Regions from separate parts of the Homo sapiens genome. Here region 2 is linked to region 1. The links are chromatin loops, found by intact Hi-C in ENCODE. Cell type or tissue: IMR-90. All regions are shown on one strand. Each heading gives the region's core, and the rest is flanking DNA. Links, peaks and the distances in the headings are about the cores only.

Region 1 (10,770 bases), core at 1,399-9,398:
ATAAAATTCAGCTACAGTGAAACTGCATTTATTTTTCTTCTGTAAGCAAAACAAGTGAACCTAAACCTTCAAAACTATTTACATAGGGTTTAGCCTGGACTAGAGAGATATAAAGACAACATCAGGCTTGAAATGATTTTAAAATTCAACCAGGAATAGAGGGCCCTTGGAGGATACTAAGACATTTTGTTTTTCAAACATCATTTTTATTGAATGACTTGAAGGTTAATATAATCTAGTCATTATATTACAAATTACCATCCCATGAAGGAATTATGTGCGAAGTTAAACAGACTAGGTGTGAAGACAAATCATAAATGTGGGATATAAAGTAGCTCAAATAAATTGAAGTGAATATCTTAGACTTTTTTTGTGTGCTGAAATGACAAATCTTTGGTGGGCTTTTGTCACTGCAATGTGCTAAAGTAAGATTTAAAACTGGACAAAAGAGAAAATAATAAGCCTAAAGTTCATTTTGTTAGCCCCCCAAATTTGCTTTTGTCTGCTTTCTCCTCAAGAACATATAGGATAAAAGGCGAAGTTATGTTCACCTTTTATAGGATAAAGAAATATAATTTCACCTTTTATCCCACATCAATGTATAATTAATCTGTTGGTTTGTATTTGTTGAAACACTAGGATGCATAGGAGACCATAAATTGGCTTGGAAAACACACAGGGAACGGCAGATAACATCTTTATGCCAAGGATATCTTTGAATAGATGTTTTTTGAGTGCTCAGGTATTAAGATAAATGTGCATAAGTTGGGTTGTTATTGTAATATAGGTTCCTTTTTCCAGGAAGTTCTACTCATTTCTTTACCATTTTAGGGCCATGTAGGATATTATAAGAATTAATACAACAAGTATTGAGTAAAGTAAAAACTCAGATGAATAAGTTTTCACCTCTTCAGTTTCCTCATCTGTAAAATGGGAATAAATGTTGGGCAGAGAGGCATTAAGAATACAATTTAAGTGATTGAAAGAGTTCACAGAATAAAGAAAACATTCAATATAAATTAGATATCATTATTATCACCCAATCATTTTTATTTATTAAGTGCTTTTGATATAGCAATGACTTTGTCTTAATTATGACATTGTAGGATAGTAACCAAACCACAGAGAGTTTAGATATTTGCAGCTTGTTCAAACCAAGAATCTGGCCTAAGCTTCCCTGAGTCCAGAGTGCACAATATTTTCATTATATCATGTTGCCTCACTGCCCAGTATAACAAGTAGAACTTGTCTTTAATGTTAATAGTATAGTGAAAGTAGAATATATATACAAGCAGCTAAAGAATTATTTGGGGAAGACATATTTCAAAAGAGTATGAATTGAAATGGGCATCAGATTAAACAAAGATTGTTCTAATGGAACATATAGAAATAATCAGAAAAAATAGCTACCACACACCTGGATTTAACGAGTGTTGACATTTTGCCAATTGGGATTTCGGATATATGAAAGAGAAAATTGACATATTTGAAGTCTTCTTTAAATCCTTTCCTGATCTCATTTATCCTTCTCTCTGCAAAGGCAACTACTGTCTTGAGTTTGGTATGCCCTTGCCATTTATGTTTCCTATATATATGTGTGTGTGTGTGTGTGTGTGTGTGTGTGTATTTCAATAATATATATAACTTGTGTGTGTATTTCAATAATATTTATAACTTTTTTGTGTTTACAACTTTACTACAAGTGGTATCACACCTATACTTTGGCAACATGATTTTTTTACACATTGCTTTAAATATTGGTATTAATTTTATTATACCCAATTTAATCATTTAAAATTTTGTATAGTATCCCATGTATATACTAAATGTATATACTTCTTATTGATAGATATTTAGATTATTTACATGTTTAGTTCTTGCAAACATTTCAATAACAACCTTGTGTATATCTTTTTGTGCCCATGTATAAAAGTTTTTCTAGAGTATATAACTGTAAGTGGAATTAGTAGATTATAAACTATGTACATCTTCAAATTAACTAGATGTTGCCAAATTGATTTTAGAACTGATTGTATTAACCAGCTCTGATAGGTTATGCTGGGTTAATAAGGCCACCCAAATCTCAGTAGTTTAAAACCCCAAATATTTATTTCACATTCTCGTGAAATGAAGGCTCTAGGTTAGTGGTGCCTCAGCTCATGCCTGAGGGGTGTGTTTCATTCTGGCACCAGATTGCAGGAAGAGTTCCTGTGTGGGACATCCCTATTTTACAGCAAAGAAGAAGAGCCGGAAATGCTGAGTTGAACCTCTGATCCCATTCTGTAAGCCAAAAGTGAGTCCTGTAGGTAAGACCAACATCTGATCCCATTCTGTAAGCCAAAGTGAGTCCCGCAGGTAAGACCAACATCAGTGAAGCAAGGCAGTTATTCCACTCATAGGAGTAAAGAGTGGAGTGTGAATATTTGAGAACAATAATGCAGTTGACTTCAGTCCAAGTTTTTTTTTGTCACAAATATTCACTTCCCTTCCCTCCACAGGCAAAATATACTTACTTCCCTGTCCAAGGAAGACAACACAAGTCTTACCCAATCACAGCATCAAGATCAAAGATTAGTTTGTTTTATTTTTTCAAGATGGCAGATTAGAGGCTTTTAGTGTGCCTCAGCCACTTGGAAATAGCAAGATAGTGCATAAAGATAAACTCCCTAAGCTTTAATTCAAGAAGGAATGTAGGAACCCACCAGAATTATGAAGGACATCCCAGATCCCGGGGAGGAGTGAGTGAAGTGAGTGAAGCCCCCATATGCAAAAGAGGCAGAGAACCTCCCTCTGTGACTTACAGGGAGAGCTGAGTGACCTAGGCCAAGGGAGAACACTTCATTTCTCCCAAGTCTTGAAGCTAACTTGGGGAGAGGCTTGGAAATGCTGTGAGGGAAACACACCAGGAAAAGCTACAGGCAATTTCCAAGATTTAGGACCAAAAGCAGAAGGCCACTTTTAATCCAGGCTGATACAAAGTCAGCCATTCTTTGGTGCCTCAGCAGTATGGCCACGCAGACATTTGTCTTGGGCCAGAGATTGGAATGTCTGCTCTGGAGTGTGGTAGGGGCCTCCATAGACAGAACTGTGGAAAGTGCCTCAGCGGTAGGTTGTGGAATTGTGCTCTCCCTGTCATAAGCCTGGGGTGGGAGGAGAGCTGCTACAGCAGCAGTTTTTCCTAGATGAGATGTGCAGCCAGGGCCAGATGTGCAGTTCCAGGTCACCTGGAACCAGTCTGTGTGTGTCATTGCTGGGTTCCCCAGGCTGCTCCCCTAAGGTCGTGGTGCAGCAGGACCCACTCCACTTCACCTCCAGGCAGAAATACAGGCATTTGGAGTACCTGCCAGCCTGGACCAGCAGCTTGGGCTGCCCGTCTTTTCATAGACATAGATTGTGGTGCAGTGGGGCCATCTTTGCTCTATGCCCAGGCAGATCTCCAGGTATTCAGAGCACCTCCTTGCCTGGATCAGTAGCCTGAGCTGTCCCACCCTTCCTGTACATAGGTTATGGACCAGGGGGGCCCTCTCTTCTCCACAGGGAGGTAGATCTCCAGGCATTTGGAGCACTGGCTTGCATGGTCTAGCAGCCTGAGTTGACTCAATCTTTTTGCACAGAGCTTCTGTACAGGAAAGCCCTCTCTGCTTCATGCCCAGACAGATTTCTAGGCATTCAGACCACCCACTCATCTGGTTTAGCAGCCTAAGCTGCCCCACCCTCCCTCAACATAGATCATAGTGCAGTGAGGCCCTCTCTACTCCACATCCAAGCAGATCTTTAGGCATTCAAAGCACCTGCTTGCCTGGATTGGCAGACTGAGCCGCCCACCCTCTTGTGCAGATAACAGGTATGGGGTGGGAGGACACTCTGCTTCATGCCCAGGCAGATCTCCAGGCATTGGGAGCAACTGCTTGCCTGGAACAGCAGCATAAGCACCCTTCCCGGCGTAGGTCATGGCATATCGAGGCCCCCTCTGTTCCAGGTGAGTAGATCTCCAAGCATGTAAAGCACCTGCTTGCCTGGATTGGCAGCCTGAGATGGCCCACCCTTCCTGTGCAGAGACACAGGTGCAGGGGGTCTCTTTCTGCTTCATGCTCAAGAAGATCTCCAGGCATCTGAAGGACCTGCTCATTTGGAATAGCAGCCTGAGTCACTCCACCCTTCCTGTTCAGAGATCCTGGTACAGGGGGGCTCTCTCTACTCCACACCCAGGCAGATCTCCAAGCTTCTGGAGCACCCACTCTCTTGGAGTAAGAGTTTAGGCTGCCCCCCATCCTCATGCAGAGAGCTTGGGTCAAGGAGGTTTCCCAGCTCCACAACTAGGCACATCTCTGGGTTCTCCCTCAGGGCTGTTGCCTGTGCCTCCCATCAGGGGACCTGTAGGGGGACCTACCCAGTCTGTCCCTGCTCATCTTGCCCTCCAGCTCTCTGGAGATGAGGAGGGAGCTCAGAGTACTGTGCACTTCATGAATCAATCCATTGCCTGAGGCAAGAGATCTCCCAGTAAACAGTAATCAAGTATATACCCAGCTGCATTGGCCACAGCCGGCTCTTACTCCTAAGGGCCACCTACTGGCCTGTAGGACAAACTGCACAGCCCAATGTAAAACCCAAGGACAGAAGTGCATAGGGAAAAGCAAAACCAAAGTCCTACAGCATTCTCTAAAGTCACACTCTATCTGGAGCAGGGAAAAGGAAAGAACAACACCACCAAAAATATCAAAAATATTATAGGGAAAGAAAGAAAAAGAAAAAATCTTACCCACATGAAAATAATTACAATAATTAGAAGTGCCACAATGTCTCCAAATAAGAAGGGACCAGTGTAAGAATTTTGGCACCATTAAAAACATGAATGTAGTGACATCATCAAAGGATCACACTAACTTTCCAGCAATGTTCCCTAACCAAAGTGGATACCCAGAAATGACAGATAAGAATTCAAAGCATAAATTGCAAGGAAGCTCAATGAGATCCAAGACAAGGTTGAAAATCAACATGAAGTAACAACTTCTAAAGCAATTCAGGAAATAAAAGAAGAGATAAACATCTTAAAAAGAAAACAATCAGAGCTTCTGGAATTGAAGAACTTACTTAAGGAATTTCAAAATACAATGTAAATCTTTACCAATAGACTGGATCAAGCAGAAGAAAGAATTTCAGAGCTTGAAGGCCAGTCTTTTGAATTAGCCCAGTCAGACAAAAAAAAAAAAAAAAAAAAAAAAGGCAAAAGAATTTTAAAACACAAAGTCTTCAAGAAATATGAGATTATGTAAAGTGACCAAACCTATGAATTATTGGAATTCATTAGAGGGATGGAGAAAAAGAAAACAACCTAAAAAACATACTTGAGGAAATAATTCAAGAAAATTTTCCTAATCTTGTTAGAGAGGTAGACATCCAGATATAAGAAATTCATAGAACGTCTTTCAGATACTGTACAAAATGAACATCACCAAGGAAAATAGTCACTGGACTGCAGAAGATCAATGCTAAAGAAAAAAACTCTTAAAAGCAGCTAAAGAAAAATATCAGATCATGTACAAAGGGAACCCCATCAGGCTAAGAGTGGACTTCTCAGCAGAAACCTCACAAACCAGGAGATATTGGAAGCTTAGTTTCAGCATTCTTAAAGAAAAGGAATTCCAACCAATAATTTCATATCTTACCAAAATAAACTTCATAAGTGAAGGAGATATAAAATCTTTTTCTGACAAACAAATACTAAGGGAATTTATTACTGCTAGACAAACCTTACAAGAGATATTCAAGGGAGTCGTAAATTTAGAAACAAAAGCATGCTGCCACACAAACCCACTTAATTACATAGTTCAAAGACCCTATAAAGCAACCACACAATAGAAACTACAAAGCAACGAACTAACAACTTCATGATATGATCAAAGCCTCACATATCAATATTAACCTTGAATGTAAGTGGTCTGAATATCATACTTAAAAGGCACAGAATAGCAAATCGAATTTTAAAAAAAGACCATCCATCTGCTATCTTCAAGAGACCCACTTGACACGTAATGACACCCATAGGCCAGAAGTAAAGGATTGGAGAAATATCTATTACAAAAACAGAATGCAAAAAAGAACAGAGGTCACTACTCTTACATCAGATAAAACAGACTTTAAACCAACAACAGTAAAAAAGAACAAGAAATGCCATTACATAATGCTAAAGGGTTCAATGCAATGAGACTTAATTAACCTAAATATATATGCGCCCAACACTGGAACATACAGATTCAAAAAACAAGAACTTCTAAACTTACAAAAAGACTTAGCAACACAATAATAGTAGGGGACTTAAAAACCTCAGCAACAGCATTAGACCATTGAGGCAGAAAACTAACACAGAAATTCTGAACATAAATTTGACACTTGACCAATTTGACTTAATAGACCTCTGTAGAACAATCCACTCACCAACCACAGGGTATACATTCTTCTCTTCTGCATACAGAACATACTCCAAGATCAACCACATGCTCAGCTATAAAGCAAGTCCTATTGAGTTGAAAAAAAGAGTAAATCATATCAACCATGCTATCAAAACACAGTGGTATAAAAGTAGAAATAAATACCAAAAAACTCTCAAAACTATACAATTACATGGAAATTAAACGACATAATCCTGAATGACTTTTGGGTAAACAACAAAATTAGGGAAGAAATTAAAAAAATTCTTTCATGAAATAAAAGCAGAGACACAACATACCAAAACTCTGGGATGCAGCAAAAGTAGTGTTAAGAAGAAAGTTTATAGCACTAAACACCTAACTTGAAAAGTTAGAAAGATTTCAAATTAATTATCTAACATCCCACCTAGAGGAACTAGAGAAACAAGAGCAAACTAACCTGAAAGCTAGCAGAAGAAAACTAAAAGAGCACAACTGAACAAAATTGAGACCTAAAATTTCATACAAAGAATCAACAAAATCAAAAGTTTGTTTTTGAAAGTATAAACAAGATTGTTAAGCTATTAGCTAGGTTAAAAAAGAAAGAGGAGAGAAGATCCAAATAAGAACAATTAGAAATGAAAAAGATGGCATTACAACTGATCCCACAGAAATACAGATGATCCTCAGAGACTATTACAAACACTGCTATGCACACAAACTAGAAAGCCTAGAGGAAATGGATAAATTCCTGGAAACATACCATCTTCCAAGATAGAATCAGCAAAAAATCAAAACCGTGAATAGACCAATATCGAGTTACAAAATTGAATCAGTAATAAACCTACCAAAGGCCGGGTTCGGTGGCTCAAGCCTGTAATCCCAACACTTTGGGAGGGTGAGGTGGGCAGATTACGAGGTCAGGAGATCGAGACCATCCTGGCTAACACGGTGAAACCCCGTCTCTACTGAAAATACAAACAATTAGCCGGGCGTGGTGGCGGGTGCCTGTAGTCCCAGCGACTCGGGAGGCTGAGGCAGGAGAATGGCGTGAACCCGGCAGGCGGAGCTTGCAGTGAGCCGAGATCGCGCCACTGCACTCCAGCCTGGACGAGACAGCAAGACTCCATCTCAAACAAACAAACAAACAAACAAACAAACAAAACACAAAAAAGACCCTACCAACCAAAAACAAGTTCTGAATCAGACAGATTTATAGTTGAATTCTAACAGATGTACAAAGTAGAGCTGGTACCAATTCTACTGAAACTATCCGCGCCCCCCTCAAAAAAAAAATCGAAGGGGAGGGACTCCTCTGTAACTCATTCTACCAAACCAGCATCTCCATTTTGTTAAAGCCTGGCAAAGACACAATGAAAAAAGAAAACTGAAGACCAATATCTCTCATGAACACAGACGCAAATATCCTTAGCAAAATGAATCCAGTAGCACATCAAAAAGTTAATTCACTATGATCACCTAGGCTTCATTCCTGTGATGCAAGGTTGGTTCAACATACACAAATCAATAAATGTGATTTACCGAATGAATAGAATTAAAAACAAAAAACCATATGATCATTTCAATAGATGTGGAAAAAACTTTTGATGATATTCGACATCCTTTTATGATAAAAACCCTCAAGAAACTAGGCATCAAAGGAACGTACCTCAAAATAGTAAGAGCCCTCTGTGACAAATTCACAGCCAACATTATACTGAATAGCTAAAAATTGGGAGCAGTCTCCTTGAGAACTGGAACAAGACAAGGATGCCCAGTCTCACTGCTCTTATTCAACATAGTACTGGAAGTTCTTGCCAAAGCAATTAGGAAAAGAAAGAAATAAAAGGCATCTAAATAGTTAAGTAAGAAGTCAAACTATCTCTCTTCACTAACAATATGATTCTATACCTAGAAAACGCTAAAGACTCTACTGTAAGGCTCCTGGAACTGATAACTTCAGTAAAGTTTCAGAATACAAAATCAATGTACAAAAATCAGTAGCATTCCTATAAACCTATAACATTCAAGCTGAGAGCCAAATCAAGAATGCAATCACATTTACCATAGCCAAGACTCCACTACTGATTATCTCTGCAGAAACACATTTTAACAACTATTTGCACACACAAAAAAGCATCTTCTTAAGAACCAAAAATCAGAAGAGCAATCACAGTACTTAATTTTAACTTTATATCTCTGAAAGAGGCACTGAAAAGAGTAGAAAAGACACTCTTGAATTGCTGATGCCATTCCTCCCCACTTCCTTAGTAGTGGCCACGTGGCACGGAGAATCTGTACTTAGGGGAAGGAGAGCACAGTGATGGGGGACTTTGCATTGAATTCAGTGCTGCTCTGTCATAGTTGAAAACAAAACCATGCTCAACTCAGCTGGGACCTTCTCACAAGGGAGCATTTGGACCAGACCTAGGCAAAGGGGAAGTGCCCATACCAGCAGTTGGAACTTCAGTTCTGGCAAGCCTTGCCACTGTGGTTTAAAGTACTCTGGGGTCATAAGTAAATTTGAAAAGCAGTCTAGGATACAAGGACTGCAATTCTTAGGCAAGTCCTGATGTTGTGCTGGGCTTAGACAAGTGGACTGGGGCAGTGAGTTACCTAGTGTGACAACAGATGTCACAGGAAAGGGAATGCTTATACTGCCTTTCCCACAACCCCAGGCAGCGCAGCTTGCAGCAACAAAAATGACACCTTCCTTTTGCTTGAGGAGAGGAGAGAGAATAGTAAAGAGGACTTTGTCTTGCATCCTGGATACCAGCTCAGACACAGTAGACTAGGGCACCAGGCAGAGTCATGAGGCCTCAGTTCCACACCCTGGCTCCCAGATGACATTTCTAGACACACCCTGTGCCAGAAAGGAAACAGCTACCTTGAAGGGAAAAATCCAGTCTTGGAAGGATTACTCACGTGCTGACTAAAGAGCCCTTAGGCCCTGAATAACCAGCAGTGATACCCAGATAGTACACCATTGGCCTTGGATGAAACCCTGAGCCATGCTGGTTTCAGGTACCAGCTTAGCCACAGTGCAGCAGAGCACCAAGTGGGCTCTTGGGGTCCCCAAGTCCAGGCCTGGGCTCTTGGACAGCATGTCTGGACCTTTCCTGGGCCAGAGGAGAGCCCACTGCCCTGAAGGGTGAGTCCCAGGCCAAGCAGCACTCACCACAAGCTGACTGAAGAGCCCTTGGGCCTTAAGTGAACATTGGGGTGGCCTGGTAGAACCCCCTGTGGGCCAGCAGTGGTGATGGCCATGGGGAGGGGCTCCTCTGTCTGTCAAAAGGGAATGGAAGAGCGGAAAGGACTTTGTCTTGTGGTCTGCATGCCAGATGCCAGCATAGCAGCAGTAAAATAGAACACTAGGTACATTTATAAGGTTTTTTGACTCCAGCCTTATGGTGTTTGCTCCCAAACAGCATCTCTGGACCTGCTCAGGGTCTGGGGGAACTTGCTACCCTGAAAGGAAGAACACAAACCTGGCTTACTGACTGCCACCTACTGATTGGAAAGCCCTGGGGCAGTGAATGTTTATTTCCTCTCTTCTATTTCTGTTTCCTATTTTTGGCACACTTACACTTTAAACCTTGGAGTTCCTGGATGTATTCTCTAATCTTTTGTAGGATATTTTACAATGAAATATTCTATATAATTTAAAGTGACATTTATCAACATGGACAAATCTTTCATAGTTAAGTGGGAAAAGTAAGTGACAAAGAAAGTATAAAATTAAAACAAAACAATTTTTAGAAAATCCAAACAAAACGAAATTATGTGTGTATGTATACACATATGCATGTATATTGATGCATACGCACAAAAGAATGAAGCTATTTGTTAAGAATAAAAATTATCAAATATTAGAATTATTATTACTTTGGGAGGAGAGTAAGTAGGAGGATGAAATTGGAGAAGAGTACAAAGAAATTCCAAGATTACTGATATTTTATTTCTTAATCCATGATTGGTACATGAATGTTTAATATGTTTTGTGTATTTTTATATGTTTAAAATATTTAAAAATAATTTTAAAAGCTCTTAAGGTTCATTTCTGGCCTGAATTCCCTATTCCTTTCTTGCTCCTGAGGACTTTCTTTTCTTTCTTTGAAGTTTAGCTATATATTGATTTTTCTTTTAAAAAATTTTCCAATATTTTTATGTTTGTTGTTGGTTAGAAGCCCTGTCTGTATCAGCTCTTCCTGGCAATATTGCTTGAAACGAGTAAGTTAGTAGATATATGAGTTTCCTAGGCTGCCGTAACAAAGCACCACAAACTAGGTAGCTTAAAATAATACAAATATATCACAGGTCTGGAGGCTATGCTGGACCATGCTCCCTCTGAAGGCCATAGGAG
Region 2 (10,770 bases), core at 1,736-9,735, 250 kb before region 1:
CTGGCCTGAGCCACTGGGAAGTTGAGGTTGCCATCAATTGAGATGGAGAAGACAATAAAAGGAGCAGACTGGGGGTGGAAGCAATAATAGAAACTCAGTTGTGGAAGCATTAAGCTTGAGTTCAGAATTCTACATTTGGGAGTCATTAACATATAGATGGCATTTGAAGCCATGAGAATGAATGAGACTGCTTAGCAAGTGAGGGTGGTGAGAATAAATGAGATAACCTAAAAAGTGAGTATGGGAAGGGGAAAAAAGATGCCAAGGACTAACCCTAATGCACTGCAACGTTCAGAGTGTGAGCAAATGGAGAGGACCCAGCAAAAGAGGTGAGGCAGGAGGTCAGAGAGGTGGGAATAAAGCAGGCCAGAGAGCTATCCTGGAAGCCAAGTGAAAGAAGTGCTTAAAGAAGAGACACAGAAGGAATGAGGTAGCCCGGCATAAGGTCTTAGAAATTTTTACAAGAGTTGCTTCCCTGGGCTGTTTGAATCAGATCCACATTCATCAACATTTAAGCTGATGCCAGTGGAGTATTAGAGAACACTCACCCTTGCAGCCCCCTGAATTTGGACAATAAAGTTCCAGCTTATCATTTGCAAGGACAGTCTGGTATTCTAGAGGAGGGACTACTGGGATAGAATACATTTCAAAGCATTCTATCATGGTTATAGTTCTTTCATTTCTAACTTTCTTAAAACACCTATTTTAACAAGTTGTTTTGGGCTCTTGCCTGGAAAGCTAAAAAAAGCGAGAAGCTGTCTGTTGCCTTAAGCTCCACAGCCTAGCACAGTACATGAGAAGAATGTGTGAATATACATTGCTATACATTGCTGGATTCATGATGTGGCACTGCTGAAGCCATGCTCAGAGGCAGCAGCAAAGAAAAAAACCCTGCAAATTCCATTTATTACCAATTGACTTTGAGAACCTGAATACTTTTCAGTTTTCTTAAATGAGACTTGAAGAGAGGGAAGTGTCACTAGGAATTATAAAACATAATTATTTTTGAAAGACAAAAACATTGAAATATGTTGCTATTAGTCACTTCAAGTAGAAATGTGAAAATCATTGCACTAGTCTGTTTCCTGTTGCTTAGAATACTTGAAGCTGGGTAATTTATAAAGAAGGAAATTTATTTCTTGAAGTTGGGTAATTTATAAAGAAGGAAATTTATTTCTTGAAGTTCTGGAGGCTGAGAAGTCCAAGGTTGAGGGGCTGCATCTGGTGAGGGCCTTCTTGCTGGTGGGGACTCTCTGCAGAGTCTTGAGGCAGCACGGGGCATCACATGGTGAGGGGGCTGAGCATGCTAACATGCTAACTCAGGTCTTTCCTCTTCTTATAAAGCCACTAGTTCCCCATCCCTGATAATCCATTAACCTATCAATGGATTAATAATTCATTCATGAGGGCAGAGCCCTTATGATTCAATCACCTCTTAATGGCCCCAACTTTCAATACTGCCACTTTGGGGATTAAGTTTCAACATGAGTTTTGGAGGGGACACTCAAATCATAGCAATCATTTTTTTAAAATGTAGCAAAAAACTACCCTTCTTGGTTTTAAAAAAAAGTAAGAATAAAATATTTGAAGAGAATATGGGTCAGTCCTCTTTTCAAATACTTCCTCCTGAATTGCAGTATCTTTAACAAATTCTATGTGATTTTGCTCATCTCAAACATATTTTAAGATCGGAGAAATATGGAAAAGGATTTAAGTAAATGAATATCCAAAGCAGTTTAAAGTAATTAAAATTTTCCTTTTCTATAAGAAAAATGTTTTTAAAATGTTTAATCTGTTCATTTCAAATTTAAATGTTATTCACGGAAAAGCTACTAAAAATTTTGTACCTCTGAGCAAATTTCTTTTTAAAGAAAACAAAAATTTTTGTTTTTTTACTTTTGAAAATCTCACTATGAATAAGCAACATTGTTAAGTAACTATCATTTATTTCTAGCATATTTTGGTTACACAGATTTATTTTATTTTCTTGAGACAGAGTCTCGCTGTGTGGCCCAGACTGGAGTGCAGCGGCACAATCTTGGCTCACTGCAACCTCCAGCTCCCGGGTTCAAGTGATCCTCCTGCCTCAGCCTCTTGAGTAGCTGCAAACATAGGCATGTGCCACCATGCCTGGCTAATTTTTGTATTTTTAGTAGAGACGGAGTTTCACCATTTTGGCCAGGCTGGTCTTGAACTTGTGACCACAAGTGATCAGCCCACTTCAGCTCACCAAAGTGCTGGGATTACAGGTGTGAGCTATCTCGGCTGGCCTGGTCACACAGATATTTATGAAAATTAATTGTAATTAATTTCTTTAAACCGTGAGTTTAAACATTGTCAGAAATAATTCGATGTTCCTAGGTTACTGCTGTAACCTGCATACTGCAGTATAGGAATCCCAAATTCCTTAGCAAGCTCCACGCGTCTCGGTGAGTCAATGGATTGAAACATAGATCCTTCTCTTTCACGTCTGTGGTCTATGGGAGAAAAGGGACCCTGCTCCATGACCCCCTGAGAAACCACTTGGGGGTGACATCTCACAGCTGCCTGAGTACCCTGACAAAGGCACAGACTGTGATTCAGAAAATGTGAATCCCTCACAGCGCTGTTTCTTTGGCCCTGAGGCAGCTCTACAGGGTCCTGGGCCTCTTCCCTCCTTGTGAAAACAGTTTTTTCACCTGCTGCTTGAAGCTTCTTTTTCCACAGCAGGATTTTTCCAAACCTGAGCAATGCATTATGAAATCAATTTAACAGCTGAAAGGGAGAGTCATTAATAATTGTAGGGGATAACAGCATCAACTAGGACTGTGCTGGGCAAACCAGCACATACGGTCACCCACTAATTCAACACTAGCATTAGAGAAAATTTAATGGAATAAAATAGAATCAGAACAGAAAATACGAGTGGGTCACACAGAGAAAGTGTAAATAGTGTTTTGTGAAACTTTTCCTGGGGGCAAGAAAAACAAGTCTTATTGGAGTCAAGGACAAAAGCACTGGAAAATCACTTGCAAAGCGGAGCTTGAGAACAGGCATCATGCAGTCCTCAGTAGTTCTTCCCACTCTGGTCTCTTTCCATCCAAATCTAAGTTCTTAAACAAGGCAGCTCCCACAAGTAGACTCCCACCTGGCCCTCTAGTTAATTGGCCTGAACCCTGGCACTGAGACCAGGTTAAGCCAAGTTCTGAAACATAGTAGCTTTGTTTAAAGGATAATACTTTTCTTGTCTGGAATATAATATACAATCAGTAAGGGAGACAGGGGATCTAAAGCTATCCATATATGGGTATCTATGTTAGTAAAAAATAGAAGCTAAGTTTTATTTTTTATTTTTTATTACAAAATAATATTATTATTATCCTTCTTGAGGGTAAGACCTTCTTAGAAAATAGCACCAAACCTGACAGATGGAGGACCTTAGTGCTTAGTGAAATCTGCTTGTTTGATGGCTACATTTTCTCTGGTTTTGATAACCATGCGTTGTTTCGTAAGTGGTGTAACTGCTTCTTTTGTGGAACCGCTTCAGTGTTTTCTCTCATAATAAGGATGAGTCTCCAGCAGGGGAAAATATACGCCCTGGAAATAATATCATAATGGGGAAGGTTCCATGATATAATTCACGGAAAGCAGTTAGCATGGTGCTTGATATCTAGTGAGTGCTCAGCAATGGCAATGGTTGTTGTTATTGCTATTAAGTAAACAGAATAAAGACAGAAGCACACAGAAAAATATATTAACTGTTTGCCCTTGTTTCACTCTGCAGAAGCAGGAAGGGCCTTTAAAACTTAGCCTGGTGGTTCTGTTTATTAGGTAAACTATTAGTGAATTGATTTTTAATGGATACCATCCGTTCTTAGGCCCCTGAGCCGCCTGCTTTTTATGTAATCTCTGTGGTGTCTCTTTACCTAGATAACACAGAGCAGGCTTCTGTCAGGTTGTGAAGCAAGAACAAGGTCGTCAGCCTCAGTGCTAATTCCTCTGAAATTGAAATGCCTGTGCCTTTGGTTTGGTTCCGGCACCCTTTCTCTGGGCTTTGGTGATAGTTTGATGGAGGAGCCTGGCTTCCTAAGCAGATAAGCAGGGTTTCTCAGCCTCAGCATAATTGACTATTTGGACTGGATAATTTTTTTCTTGCCGGAGCTGTCCTGTGCATTGTAGGATGCCGGTAACACCTTTCCCCATCCCGTCCCCAGTTGTGACAACCAAAAATGTTCAGAGACATTTAAAAATTGGCCCTAATCAAGAAACACTGAGATAGATTAAAGAGAAAAGCCAAGATAATAGTCCTAAAATTTGTCAGTCTTAAGACATCTCAATGAAATGCCATATATATACTACGTGTGTATATATACATATATTCATATATATATACTGTGTATATACTAATATATACAGATATATACTGTGGGTATACATATATCCACATATAACAAGAATAAAGGGGCCACTCCCCCCATGTTTCCTACACACTTCATGCAAATGTATGTTGACATACACACACATTGTATATGTAAACTTATAAAGTTTAAAGGGTCCTCTTGCCATATAGACCAATGGAACAGAACAGAGACCTCAGAAATAACACCACACATCTACAACCATCTGATCTTCAACAAACCTGACAAAAACAAGGAATGGGGAAAGGATTCCCTATCTAATAAATGGTTCTGAGAAAACTGGCTAGCCATATGCAGAAAACTGGAACTGGACCCCTTCCTTACACCTTATAAAAAAATTAACTCAAGATGAATTAAAGATTTATGTGTAAAACCCAAAACGATAAAAACCCTAGAAGAAAACCTAGGCAATATCATTCAGGACATAGGCATGGGCAACAACTTCATGACAAAAACACCAAAAGCAATTGCAACAAAAGCTAAAATTGACAAATGGGGTATAATTAAACTAAAGAGCTTCTGCACTGCAAAAGAAACCATTATCAGAGTGAACAGGCAACCTACAGAATGGGAGAAAATTTTTGCAATCTACCTGTCTGACAAAGGTCTAATATCCAGAATCTGCAAGGAACTTAAACAAATTCACAAGAAAAAAACAAACAAACCCATCAAAAAGTGGGCAAAGTATATGAACAGACACTTCTCAAAAGAAGACATTTATGCGGCCAACAAACATATGAAAAAAAGGTCTACATTACTGATAATTAGAGAAATGCAAATCAAAACCACACTAAGATACCATCTCATGCCAGTCAAAATGGGGATTATTAAAAAGTCAAGAAACAATAGATGCTGGTGAGGCTGTGGAGAAATAGGAACATTTTTACACTGTTGGTGGGAATGTAAATTAGTTCAACCATTGTGGAAGACAGTGTGGTGATTCCTCAAGGATCTAGAACCAGAAATACCATTTGACTCAGCAATCCCATTACTCGGTATATACCCAAAGGAATATAAATCATTCTACTATAAAGATACATGCACATGTATGTTTATTGCAGCACTATTTACAATAGCAAAGACATGGAACCAACCCAAATGCCCATCAATGATAGACTGGATAATGAAAATGTGGCACATATGCACCATGGAATACTATGCAGCCATTAAAAAGGAATGAGATCATGTCCTTTGCAGGAACATGGATGGAGCTGGAAGCCATCATCCTCAGCAAACTAACACAGGAACTGAAAACCAAACACTGCATGTTCTCACTGGTAAGTGGGAGCTGAACAATGAGAATACATGGACACAGGTTGGGCGTGGTGGCTCACACCTGTAATCTCAGCACTTTGGGAGGCCAAGTCGGGCAGATCACAAGGTCAGATCGAGACCATCCTGGCTAACAGAGCGAAACCCTGTCTCTACTAAAAATAAAAAAAAAAAAAAATGCAAAAAATTAGCCGGGTGTGGTGGTGGGCACCTGTAGTTCCAGCTACTCGGGAGGCTGAAGCAGGAGAATGGTGTGAATCCGGGAGGTGGAGCTTGCAGTGAGCCGAGATCGCACCACTGCACTCCAGCCTGGGCGACAGAGCGAGACTCTGTCTCAAAAAAAAAAAAAAAAAAAAAAGAGAATACATGGACATAGGGAGAGGAACAACCCATGCCAGGGCCTGTCAGGGAGTGGGGGCCAAGGGGAGGGAGAGCATTAGGGCAAATGCCTAATGCATGTGTGACTTAAAACCTAGATGATGAGTTGATAGGTACAAGTAACCACCACAGCACATGTATACCTATGTAACAAACCTGTACGTTCTGTACATGTATCCTGGAACTCAAAGTTTAAAAAAAAAAAAAGGTACTCTTGTCTGGTTTATTACTGTTGTATCATAAATCAGACTATTTAAAAGGTCTCGCCTTTCAAAATGCAGCAAGAATCAAGGGGCCACTCCCGCATGTTTCCTGCATACTCCATGCACAAGAATCGCCTTCTGCTTAGACTGCACTTCCCCTCCTGGGCAAACTCTTACTCACTCTCCAACACCCAGTTCAATTGTTACATGCTTTTTAAAGAATTTCATGTGCCCCAGTGGCATTTTATAGATATGGTCTATCACCATGTTTACATTTTATTGTGTTAGTTATGAGTGTATCTCCCCACAAGATTGGGAACTATGTCTTACTCACTTTTCCATTTCTGGCCCTTAGTGCAGTGCTTGTCACAAAGCTTTTCCACAGTAAATGGCTCAGGGTTTGACTGCCAGAGTGGCAGTGTAGAAGCTGAAAATCTGGATTCCAACCCTTCTCTGCTCCTCATTAGCTGTATGACCTTAGCCAAGTCTTTTAAATCCTTAAAAATTCAGTTTCCTCACCCACAAAATGAAGATGATAATACTTACAACTTGACAGCAGTGCCATGATTTAAAACCCCCCAGAGATATTAGTGCCTCTTTGGGAAATGAGCTGGGTTAGAATATATGAAATTTATCATTAGAATTTTGTAGCTGGGCATAGCATGGTTTTGACAGAGGTCTCCCGAGGGGAAATTTGAGGTATTATGAATTATTTAATTATGACTATAATATTTAATAACTACTTGCCTTAAAATATTTTTTAAAGAAATTATATCCTTCAATTCCCAGAAATGCATCCAGGGGACTTTATTCAGGGCTGGAGGGAGACCTCAGAACCAGCATTCTTTGGGGATTACTGTACTTGGGACCAAAGGCTGAGGACGCCTGGCTTCATCCTCATTCATTGGGCAATGCCACAGGGAACATTTAACAACATTCCCGTGATGCTTCTGCTCTCTGTTTGTTGCATTGGAGGCAACTTGGAACAGAAAGATGATGGGCTCTGGGGCCAGATGATTCACCTACCTGTGTATCATGTTCAGGAAATTGTTTAACATTTCTGAGCCTCATTTTCCTCATCTTTTAAAAAATGAGAAAAATGGTCAGGCGCGGTGGCTCATGCCTGTAATCTCAGCACTTTGGGAGGCAGAGGCAGTTGAATCATCTGAGGTCAGGAGTTCAAGACCAGCCTGGCCAACATGGCGAAACCCCTTCTCTACTAAAAATACAAAAATTAGCTGGGACATTCCCACACTTGTAGTTCCAGCTACTCAGGAGGCTGAAGCAGGAGAATCACTTGTACCCGGTGGGTAGAGGCTTCAGTGAGCCAAGATCGCACCATTGTACTCTAGCCTGGGCAGCAGAGTAAAACTCAAAAAGGGAAAAATAACAAAAGTTCTTTCTCCCATACTTGCTTTGAAACGGAAATAAGGTCATATGAATAAAAGATCTAACAGACGTGGGGCCCATAGTGAATACTTGCCCAGTATTAGCTGAATTTTATTCATGGAGGACAAAGCACTTTCGTTTGTTTGTTTGTCTTTTTGAGACAGAGTCTCACTTTGTCGCCCATGCTGGAGTGCAGTGGTGCGATCTCAGTTGGTTCAAGTGATTCTTGTGGTTCAGCCTCCAGAGTAGCTGGGATTACAAGCGCCCACGACCACACCCGGCTACCTTTTTGTATTTTTAGTAGAGATGGGGTTTCGCCATGTTGGCCAGGCTGGTCTTGAATGCCCGGCCTCAAGTGATCCGCCTGCCTCAGCCTCCCAAAGTGTTAGGATTACGGGCATAAGCCACTACATAGCCAGGACAAAGCACATTTTAAACATCTTTCTCCACTGTGTGGTAGTATCTGGCTTGCCTTTTCACTATCAGAGGCTCTGGTGCAAAGAGCCGTGAACTCACGTATTAAATTCTTCTAGTGTTCTTAATAGGGGTATTATTTTTGCCTAGTAATAATGATCATATTCATAACAATAGCAACCACAGTGAACATATACTAAACATTAGTGTGCTTGCATTTTTCTACATGCTTCGTATATACTAACTCAACAGTACTGTGAAAAAAGTTCTAATATTAACCCCCCTTAACAGGCTGAGGTGCAAATGGATTAAGAAATTGTTCAGTGTCACTCACACAGTTGGAAACTGGGGAACCAGGATTTTAAAACAGATGTTTGCCACCAGAGCACATCTTCTTAACCACTAGGCCTCACTGTCTGATGGCTGCGTGTTGGTTTGTTCATTCATCCAGTAAATGCATATTGAGCAGTTATTTATACCAATCATTGAAACCGAGTGGATGAATAAGACACACTTTCAATTCTCAGAGAGTTCACAACTTAGTAGTCAAGACAGATAGGTAAATAAATGGCTTCCATGTAATGTGGTTAAAACAACAGCAGAGGTCAGTATTAGGTACAGTGGAAGCACTAATGTGGCAGGACTTGATTCTATGGCTAATTTCCTCCTGACAGATAAAGGGGCCCCTTGAATGAACTAAACAGTGAACAGGTAAATGGCCCTGCTACAGAAATGAGTACCCAGCAGCTGCTGTGGCTGGTCAGATGCAGGTAACTGCTGATCAGTCTAGTGTGAAACCTACTTAGAGATCATTTAGGTAGTCATTCAGCCCAATATTTTACTACTTGAGTTATCTTCTTTGTCTGAGAAAAGAAAGATAATAAAATACTATGTGACTTAGAAGCCAGGCAGTTGCTATATGTGTTCTCATGATCAATAAAACTGATAAACTACGAAACAGATACTCAACTTGTCCTATAAAAACAAAAAAGTGCTGTGGTTTTGACGTTCACGTTCTACAAGACTGTGTTTTCGTCAGTGTTAGATTGCGAGATGGTGATCTCAAAGTTTGTTCTGAGCAGGGGGAAGTAAGAAAAAAAAAGTTTTAGATATGTCCTTCCTTCTTGAAGCCACTTTCTATGTTGACTGCTTTTTTTTTTTTTTTTTTTTTTTATGAGATGGAGTCTCATTCTGTTGCCCAGGCTGGAGTGCAGTGGCGTGATCTCGGCTCATTGCAACCTCTCCCTCCTGGGTTCAAGCGATTCTCCTGCCTCAGCCTCCAGAGTAGCTGGGATTATAGGTGCCACCACTATGCTCAGCTAATTTTTCTGTATTTTTAGTAGAGAAGGGGTTTCACCATGTTGGCCAGGCTGGTCACAAACTCTGGACTTCAAGTGATCCTCCCGCCTCGGCTTCCAAAAGTGCTAGGATTACAGGTGTGAGCCACCGGGCCTGGCTGACTGCTTATTTTCTGAGTTATTAGGAAAAATGGGAAATGGCAGGGCTTCTCAGGCAGCCTGCTCACCAGGCATGTGTCTATGCTCTTTTCATTTCCTCTGATGATCTGGAAGAGAACTATGGTCTCAGAGAAAAAGCCATTGTTCCAGGAATGTCTGTCAGTAATGCATTGTGGGTTTCAACGAAGACATCACTTAAGGGATGGAACATTGGTGTATCTGCTTAGTGCCTGTGGCTTTCCCACTGAAGGAAGAAATGAGCTCCTCTAGATTCCAATATTGCACTGTGGCAAAGCATGCCTTCCCCCACCGAAAAATGTTGTAGATTTAAGGGAGACTTCTTACATAGATCTCCTATGTACCTGGGTTAAAATGTGTAGGAAGAGTCTTAAGCATTTAAAAGAGTTGTCCCAGAAACCAAGAAGGGCTTATTCCAAGCCTGGTGAAACTACCTTTGTTATGAAGCAATGTTTTGTTGGTTTTTGCTGTTGCTGTTGTTGTTGTTTTTGAGATGTGGTCTTGCTATGTTGCCCAGACCCACCTCAAACTCCTGGGCCCAAGCAATCCTCCTGCATAAGCTTCCTGAGTAGCTGGGATTACAGGCATGATCCACCACACCCAGCTCCATAGCTTGTGCTCTGAAAGGAGATATTACACAGGGATATGAAGATGAGACCGCAAAGAGAGAGGCTGTCAGGGGACATGAGGACTGTGAAGGATGGGGTTACACAGAGCTGACGCTTTCTGTTGTAGTCACTCTTAGCATTGCACAGGGCTTTTAAGTGAACTAGATTAGTGCTTCTTATCTTTTTTCCTCTGCCCCAAACACCTGAGAGACAAAATATTTGTACTAAAAACACCTGCAGGGCTGGGTATCAGAAACTCGGAGTGAATGGGGGTTACTGGAAGAAGGGAAGAGCTGAAGGAAAGAGATGAAAGAAGGAAGAACTTACGCATTTTAAAAACAGAAAAAACAGGTGAGTGGGAGTCTGCTTCCCCTGCTATGAAAAGTCACCACAATCCAGTGAACCACTCTCCTGTAGGGTGTCTTTGACTGAGTTATGTCCCTGTCCCTGAAAGATGAGTTATGCTGGTTCATATGTGGGTCATTCCTACCTATGGGTTGGCCCTAAGCTTGTTCTCTGGAATGTCCCAGAACATGTCTGTTAACTCTTCCCATATGACCATCCTCCAAATACTTGGAGTCAGGCCTCTTCTAAGACTTCTCTTTCCTTGATTAAACTTCAGCCCTTCTCTTCC

Evidence for each region. Hi-C counts contacts between places; a loop is a spot of excess contacts. Peaks named below come from ENCODE experiments on the same cell type or tissue, not always from the same donor. Only the 100,000 strongest peaks of a DNase experiment are listed, where the experiment ranks them.
Region 2: it touches region 1 in a loop (6-fold over the local background); 33 of 110 quality-filtered maps call a loop at or near these places.

What each region holds. Positions count from the first base shown.
Region 1 is chr4:121,478,530-121,489,299 of GRCh38, reverse strand. The region is part of intron 1 of LOC107986309 (a long non-coding RNA gene); the gene reads right to left. Among named protein-coding and RNA genes, the nearest start is that of QRFPR, 100 kb to the right of the region's middle. In IMR-90, for the core only: a CTCF peak has its summit at 4,568 (motif pointing left); a DNase peak (open chromatin) is centred at 4,559; H3K27me3 peaks cover 167 bases.
Region 2 is chr4:121,724,746-121,735,515 of GRCh38, reverse strand. No RefSeq gene overlaps it. Among named protein-coding and RNA genes, the nearest start is that of ANXA5, 33 kb to the right of the region's middle. RefSeq lists a silencer at 8,451-8,630. In IMR-90, for the core only: a CTCF peak has its summit at 8,653 (motif pointing right); DNase peaks (open chromatin) are centred at 6,505, 7,195 and 8,665; H3K27ac peaks cover 2,044 bases.